2 separate regions of the Homo sapiens genome follow, and region 1 is linked to region 2. Evidence: chromatin contacts called from ENCODE Hi-C or POLR2A ChIA-PET data. All regions are on one chromosome and are shown on one strand. The core of a region is the stretch at or near the end of the contact, and the rest is flanking DNA. Distances in the headings are between cores, read along the strand shown.

Region 1 (3,560 bases), core at 881-3,380, 36 kb after region 2:
CAATGTTGCTTACTACCCAGGTTGCCTGGTCGGAAACTTTGGGCCAATGTTCACTAAGATGAGCATCCATTTATTGACCACATTAAGTGCATATGAGATAGATAGATAAGCAAACGTATGATAAGTGTTATGAGGCAAAAGTTCACAGGCTAAATAATCATCTAAAAAAAAGACTTGACCTAGGCTGAGAGGTCAGGAAATCCTTTATTGAGGATATAACGTGGCATTGAACTCTGAAGGCTGAATAGGAGAAAAGGCCCAGGCATGTACAAGGCACCAAAGCAGGTAGGAATATGGCCCTTTGGAAGAGCAGAAAAGAGGCAAGTGTGGTTGAAGCAGGAAATTGCAGGGATGCAGTAAAGATAACCTGCCCCTATTTTGCAGGCCTTCATGTTTAGGCCATGTTAAAGATGGGAGTTTTTAATCCTCAGAAAAATGAGAAAGTTTAAAGGCCTTTAAGAGAGAACCCAGATCAAATTTCCATATTCATAGAATATCCCTGACTGCTAAAGGGAGAATGCATGCAAGGGCCTCAAGGGAAGATAAGGAGTGATAAATTAGAAAGATATTTCAGATGAAATGTGAAAGAGGCTTAAATGAAAGTTGTCACAGTGGAAATCAAGAAGGGAAAGGCCCTAGTAATATTTTAAGAATGAAATTAATGGATAATGAGAAATAGACTTGTTTATGGCCTCTGCAACTATGTAAATGGACGTGTTATTGACTGAGTTCAGAAATATGAGAGAAGGTTCAAGATGAGGGGAAAGACCATGAGTTTGGCTTAGTGTAAGTGCCTTTGAGACATCCAAGTGAAGACTGGAAGATATCTGAGCTGGAGATGTACCTCAGGGAGTCATAGGTATATAGAGAGTAATAGAAGCCATGGACATCAATAGCTCCCTGAGGAAGAGAGTTGATAGTAAGAAGGCAGGAAGCTCCAGGATCAAGCCTTGAGAAACTCTGAAATTGAAAGCTGGGTAGAAGAGGATGAGAATATACTAAGGAGAAGTATCTAGATAGGTAGGAGGAAAGTCAAGAGAGTGTGGTCTTATGGATGCCAGGGGAACAACAGTCCATGCTGTTGACTATTACTGAGTGATCAAGGAATTTGAGAGTGAAACAGCCCATTGGTTGTAGTGACGTGGAGGTCATGGCCAACTTCATTGAGAATAGTATAGGTGCCGAGCAGTGGGGCGTATGAATAGAGAAAATTAACAAACAGACCCTTCTAAATGCCACACTGGTAGTTTGCTTCAGAGGATTCACCTCTGAAAATTCAATGGAAGTCTTGAGATGTTATAATTCCCCTGTTTACTTTGTCTGCCATCTTCCTCTACAGTTTGGTGAAACAAATTCATAGGATTTTAAATTTGGCCCCTTCATATTAGTGTGCATGGGAAGAAAAGACTAGGAAACTTTTAGCAAGAATGTGAGAGAAAGGATGTTCACCTTTGTGTATCTATTCTCTTGGTAATACCTGGAATTATGTTATTTCCTATATCTACTCAAGCTTACGTTAAGTACTCATTAATATTTGTAAGTAGTAAGGTAAGTATTCCATTAATGTTGTCTGTTAGTAATTTAGGACCTCAGACTCCTCAGAATCTTTTGTTGCTCTCCCGGTGCACTCCTTCAGATCTCAGTGTTATTCTAAGTGCAGTCATCTGGTTCTACAGAAGTATTCACACAATAATTAAAAGGAAGGAAAAGCTATTGTCCTGTTAATATTAATGTATAATTCTGGTGTCTTGCTTTATGTCCAAAGCTATAATTGTATACCAGAAGACCCTCTTTCTACTTTTGCTTTTCGGTTCTTCTCTTTGCATGGAGATAAATTCTTATCAAGGCTTTTGCCTTTCCCACTTTGAGTCATTTCTCTATGTAGTACAGCAACATCTTTTCTCAATGATTCATCTTTGTATTTCACATATGCAGTATTTCCTCATGTATCCTATGATTTAAAAATATGTCCCAATTGTTGCTAATTGTTTTTTTTGGAAAAATTACCACTGCTAAGAACAGTGACAGTGAGAAACAATAAGTGGTCTCTATTTACTAGGTAGATTTTTACAAATGCTTTAGTAAATGGCCTGAGAATACTTCATAAGGAACAACCCTCTAAGAAGGAAATATATTTTTATTTAAATCTCTTACTAATACTCAGGGTGTTTCATTTTTCCTCCCAACTTTCTTCCTTGTCTTGGTGACCTCATCATCAGTCACATGTCACCAAACTGAAGAAATTAAATCTGCACCTTGGTGGCAATACTGATCCCACCACATTGACAGACAGTTCTTTTGTCCTTTGGCCGTGGGGAAGTCCTATTAAGCCATCAAAGCTCACAGCTGGCATGTGGGCTGGTTGAAGAGGAAAGAACAAGACAGAGCTTTTATTTTTTTTAGATGGGATTCCCTTTCCTTGTTACTTTCTCCATTTTCATTCATGGGAAATGGTATGCCTCGTCGAAGAAAATGCTCTAAATATAAGAGAAGAAAGTAGAATAAAATGAGTCACTGGGAGATCAGGGATTTCTGTCTGGGAATATTTATCTTTTTAAGGCTGTCAGAGTGCATGTTTCTGCTTGTTGTTAGAATCCTGATCATTGGTCACATGGCTTCTGTTTTATTAATAGTGGGCTGTACTTTTCTGGAGGATAGATTGGCTTCTAATAGCTGCTTAAATCCATGTGGAAACTAAGCAAAGCAGGGAAGAAGGAGCAGCAGTCTGTAGTTACAGGCTTCCGTGGGTAGCAGAGTGATTGAATAGAACAGCGCTGCCATAAACTGATGAAGTGAGGGCCAGCTGCTGGCCGTTGCCTGCCCTGCACCAGGTCTGTGGCCATAGGCATGTAACTTACCCAAAGTTCCATTTCCTCCACTGTAAAATGGGCCTAGTAATAATGCTTACCTCATATAGAGTGGTTGTAAGGATTCGATGAGTTAATACATGAATAGTAGCTGCTACTTAGGACTACAGGAGTGGTTTGTTGAATAACACATGGGTTCTCTCTGTCACTAAGAATGTCCTAGTAGTTAATGATTTATTGACTGATTTCTCTGGGTCAGGCATTGTGTTTTACGTGCTTTAATTTTTTTCATTTAGCCTTCACACAATTCATAAGGAAGATACCGTATGATAGTATCCTCATTGTATGGATGAGAAACTTGGGATTGAGAGATATTAACTTTCTTTTCATGATCCATACAGATACCTAAGTAGCAGGACTCTAACCCTAGGTTCCTGAACACTGTAGCACACCACCCTCACCAGAAGACTTGCAGGGAGCCTTCCTGCCCATCATGTAGTGTATTTTCACTCTCTAAAACTACACACACTAGGGTGAGTGCTTGAGCCAGAAAATTCAATTCAACTTTTTGAGCCAAGATAACTGATATAAGTGATAACCCCTTTTTGATAGAGGAGTGCGGACTTGGATTTCAGTCCTAGTTCTATTCCCTACTGACTCCGTGACCTTGGGAAGTGTATTAGTCTGTTTTCACACTGCTGATAAAGGCATACCGGAGACTGGGCAATTTACAAAAGAAAGAGGTTTAATTGG
Region 2 (3,758 bases), core at 1,183-3,682:
TTCCACTTGTAAGGGTCCTTGCAATTACATTGGGCCCATCTGGATAATCCAGGATAGTTTTCCTATTGTAAAGTTGACTAATTAAGAGCTTTAATTCCACCTGCAGCCTTAATACCCTTTTTGTCATATAACCTAACATATTCACGGGTTTCAGGGATTAGATCAGGATAGTTCTGAGGGACCGTTATTGTTGCCTACCACAGTGTGTGCATGTGAATTCCCTCAACCTGTGGGCTTCACTGAGCAGTGGCCTTGCTCTATCACTGGGGGGGCCTCTGACTTTCTGTTTCTGTAGGCCTTGTCTCTAGGACTGCTTACTTTCTCCAGAGAGAAGTAATTCAAACTTCTGTCAGTGGGTAGGAGGTGGGGACATCAAAACTGGCTGCTTGTTTTGAAGCTTAGTGGAGGGAGGAAGAATTAGCAGGGACCCACCACTTAGCAGGTAGAATTTATTGTAATTCCCAATTCCCAATACTGGGCCTCTTTTCCTATCTCTGCTTGCATGTTGGTCCCAGGTCATAGCTTCTTAACAGAGTAAAACTCTGATCTCCTTTGAAGGCCAGGAAGGAATAGTTAGTTGCCTGGCTGTGTGAAGCAGGAGAGGGGTGCTGAGGATCTGACACCTTCCTACAGAAACTTATTTTTCTCCTTTTCAAAATTTAATTTTGATATAATTTCAGACATATTGTAAAATTGAATTCTGTACAGAGAATTTCCTTATGCCTTTCATCCAGATTCCTCAAATGTTAACAGTTGTTTTATCATTCTCTCTCTAGGTATATATGTAAGCTGCTTGACAAGTGTATTAGTTTCCTATAACTGTGTTGCCATGAACTTCGTGGTTTAAACAAGGCAAATCTATTATCTTACAGTTTTGGAGGTCAGAATTCTGAAATTGGCTTCACTGGGCTTAAAAGTGAAGATGTTAGAAGGACTACATTCCTTCTGGATGCTCTAGGGAAGAATACGTGTCCCTGCCATTTCCTGCTTCTAGAGGCTGCCTACATTCTTTGGCTTGTGGCCCCTTCCTCCATCTTCAAAGCCAGCAGGTTAGCATCATCAAGCCTCAGTCTGACTCATCTCTATTTTGCCGTCCTCTCCTACTTTTAAGGTCTTGTGATTACACTGGACACACCTGGGATAATCCAGGATAAACTCCTTAAAGTCAGCTAATTAGCAGCCTTAATTCCATCTGCAACCTTAATTCCCTTTTGTCATGTAAAGTAACATATTCAGAGGTCTGGAGATTAGAACATGGACTGTTGTTCTCCCACATGTATCCATCATTCTTTAAGCATGTTCATATTTTCTAGAAAAAAGATATTCCAGGTTCATTTTGTACTTTCTTTACCCTGACCTTGAGTTAGCCATCTATTGCCTAGTTTGTCTTTACAACAACAATGGTGGATGCTATTAAAACTTTTGTTTGACTAATGAGGAAATATAAACTGTCAAGAGGTTGATTAACCAGACCGTGGTTACATAGCAGGAAAGGGGCTGACGACAAGAAAGGGACTAGAGTCTAAGTATATTTCACCTCATGCCTGTGCTCCTAACCACTGGACTACTTTGTGCGGTTAGCAACTTCACTTTCCAAAGGTAAAACCCATTTTGAGGTATTAGTATAGGGAAATATAATCTACACTTGCTAGCAGGTAGTATATATATAAATATAGCATCAATTTGAATTTGGGAACTTGGGATATGAATAGTATAATTATTCTTTGAGCAAATGAAAATGTGTGCTGAGTTGCTTGTGTGAGATAGGTAGTTTTCTAGCAATCAAATATATATATTTATAGTATATTCATATTATATTACTTCTAGTTATTAGAGCTCAATTTAATAATTCTTCATCTGAAGTTAATGATTAATTTAAGGACTGACTTGGATAATATTTCTTCTGTAACTTAATTATGTTGATTTTGGCATAACATTTAGTTTTTCATTTTTTTGTGTGCAAGGATGATATGTATGACTTAACAATGTGGGCCAGACTGTATTGAACCCAGTATAACAGAAATTGTTGGGATATTAACCACCCACACCAACCAGTATTTATAATAGAAATAAGCCTTCACCATAAAGCCTCTCCAACAGGCCTTGTAACTATAATGGCACTAGCAGGTGCCGCCACAATAAAGAAGCCAGCCTCCCCATGAACAAATAGTAAATTAAAAAAATCAATCAATCTGCAATCTCAGTTCTGGCCCCAGCGTCACTTCCAATAATGACAAACTCAGGGTTTGTCAGTGCATCGTTAATAGGTTAAAGACCTTCAGATGATTCTTTTAAAGTAAACCAGGCAAATTGGCTCCTTTTTTCCCCACAAGTGCCGCTTTGGAATTGGCATATAAATGCTGATGGGACTCATGGCCTGAGGGCAAGTCCTCTGGCCCTAAAAGCTGGCAGGAAATGGCAGGAGTTTGCAGGGTGGGCTGGTGACTCATGATGTGCTGTGGCATATCTTTGAGGAGAGCCAAGAAAGAGTCATTTATTCCTTGGGGCGTGAAGTCATTCAGCCTGGTGGGGCCCATGTGACTCACCTAGCCTCAAAATGTCATCTTTACCCCCTCCTGCTTCTTCCCTCTCTCCTCTTTCTAGAGGTTTGTGACCTACGATGGACTCCCCAGGACATGTAAACTGCTTTCTCACTTTTCTGCTTCCATTTCTGCTCCCCCTTCTCATTCCTGTTCCTGTTCTGAGACTGTCCACACCCTTTCTCATACTCTTCCTCACTGAAGCAATAATGGCCGGTCCAAGTTCTTCTCTGGCTTGGAGCTGCTGTGACAGACTGTTCATTTGCTTATGTAGGTCTGTCCCTGAAGAATAGTTCGAGAACCTTCTGCGGAATTTCAACCTTACTTGAAGTTGGATTATGTGCTATATTTCAGACAGCCATAATTCCACGCAGCTTTGTGTTGGGTCACAGATGTTTGCTATCTGGGCTCTGAAGTTTTTACGGAAGAGTTTATGTGTGATTTTTAACCCCAAGTGTTGCTGTGGTGCTAGGACTTAAAATTCTGCTCTGTCAGGATTCAGGTGCTGTAACTGAGATTTGTCCAGAGCGGTGGTTCTCCAAGTTTCCTGTGTGTAGGAAGGAGCTGGGGTTGTTTAAAAGCGCCGGTTCTGAATCAGTAGGTCTGACACAGAGCCCAAGAACCTGCATCTCTAACGAGCTCCCATGTGAGGCTCATGCTCACACTTTGAGTAGCAAGAGCTAGTGTGAGGTGACTTGGGGAATCTCAGAAATATCCCATATTTTTCTTCTGGAGATGTGTGAAAATTGCCACTGGTTGATAATGAAACATATGACTCCTTTTTTCCCCCTAGTATTTTCCTAGAACTTATCTCTTCAACCAAAGCACTAAATATTTTGCCACATAGCCAATGAAAAATGAATCATGTAGGGATTTTACATGTTTTCTTAGTTATGATTGCTTTAAAAATAGTGTTAGCACAGCATTCTTGTGTCCATGTGTAAATTAGAAATTTAAAAAACCAACCAAATCAAACAACTGTACATAACAACATATAAAGATAAGTTAGTTTCCTATATCACTTCTACACAATTGGAGGCATTCTTCCTTGGATCAGGGAGGGGATTTGTGGATGATTCATATTGGGAGGAGGGTGGTATGTGTAAAACAAAAAGTGAGAGCTGTATTTACTAAAAATTTTAATCTATCATTGAATGAAAGTTTCTTTACCCCCATTTCATATGTTTTCATTTTCATGCTGATAAAGGAAGAAAAAGT

The links. A loop is a pair of places that touch in the nucleus more often than their neighbours do. ChIA-PET counts read pairs that join two places held with the same protein, here RNA polymerase II (POLR2A). Pooled maps may share reads with other maps.
Region 1: a loop to region 2 is called in a map of PC-9, with 5 times the contacts of the local background. The contact joins two enhancer-like sites. A Hi-C loop is called at or near these places in 2 of 168 maps with a recorded cell type or tissue (PC-3 and PC-9) and 2 of 50 pooled maps. POLR2A ChIA-PET finds 5 or more read pairs at or near these places in 4 of 52 experiments (H1, MCF 10A, OCI-LY7 and 1 more).

The regions. Positions count from the first base shown.
Region 1 is chr3:18,132,686-18,136,245 of GRCh38, forward strand. The region is part of intron 4 of BALR6 (B-cell acute lymphoblastic leukemia associated long RNA 6); the gene reads left to right. Among named protein-coding and RNA genes, the nearest start is that of BALR6, 170 kb to the left of the region's middle. Within about 2 kb of position 2,131, at least 2 of the 41 ENCODE cell types and tissues checked have a DNase peak (open chromatin) inside an H3K27ac peak, as active enhancers do; they include PC-3 and PC-9, where a contact is called at or near this core.
Region 2 is chr3:18,096,684-18,100,441 of GRCh38, forward strand. The region is part of intron 4 of BALR6 (B-cell acute lymphoblastic leukemia associated long RNA 6); the gene reads left to right. Among named protein-coding and RNA genes, the nearest start is that of BALR6, 140 kb to the left of the region's middle. RefSeq lists enhancers at 1,949-3,148, 2,054-2,689. Within about 2 kb of position 2,433, at least 4 of the 41 ENCODE cell types and tissues checked have a DNase peak (open chromatin) inside an H3K27ac peak, as active enhancers do; they include PC-3 and PC-9, where a contact is called at or near this core.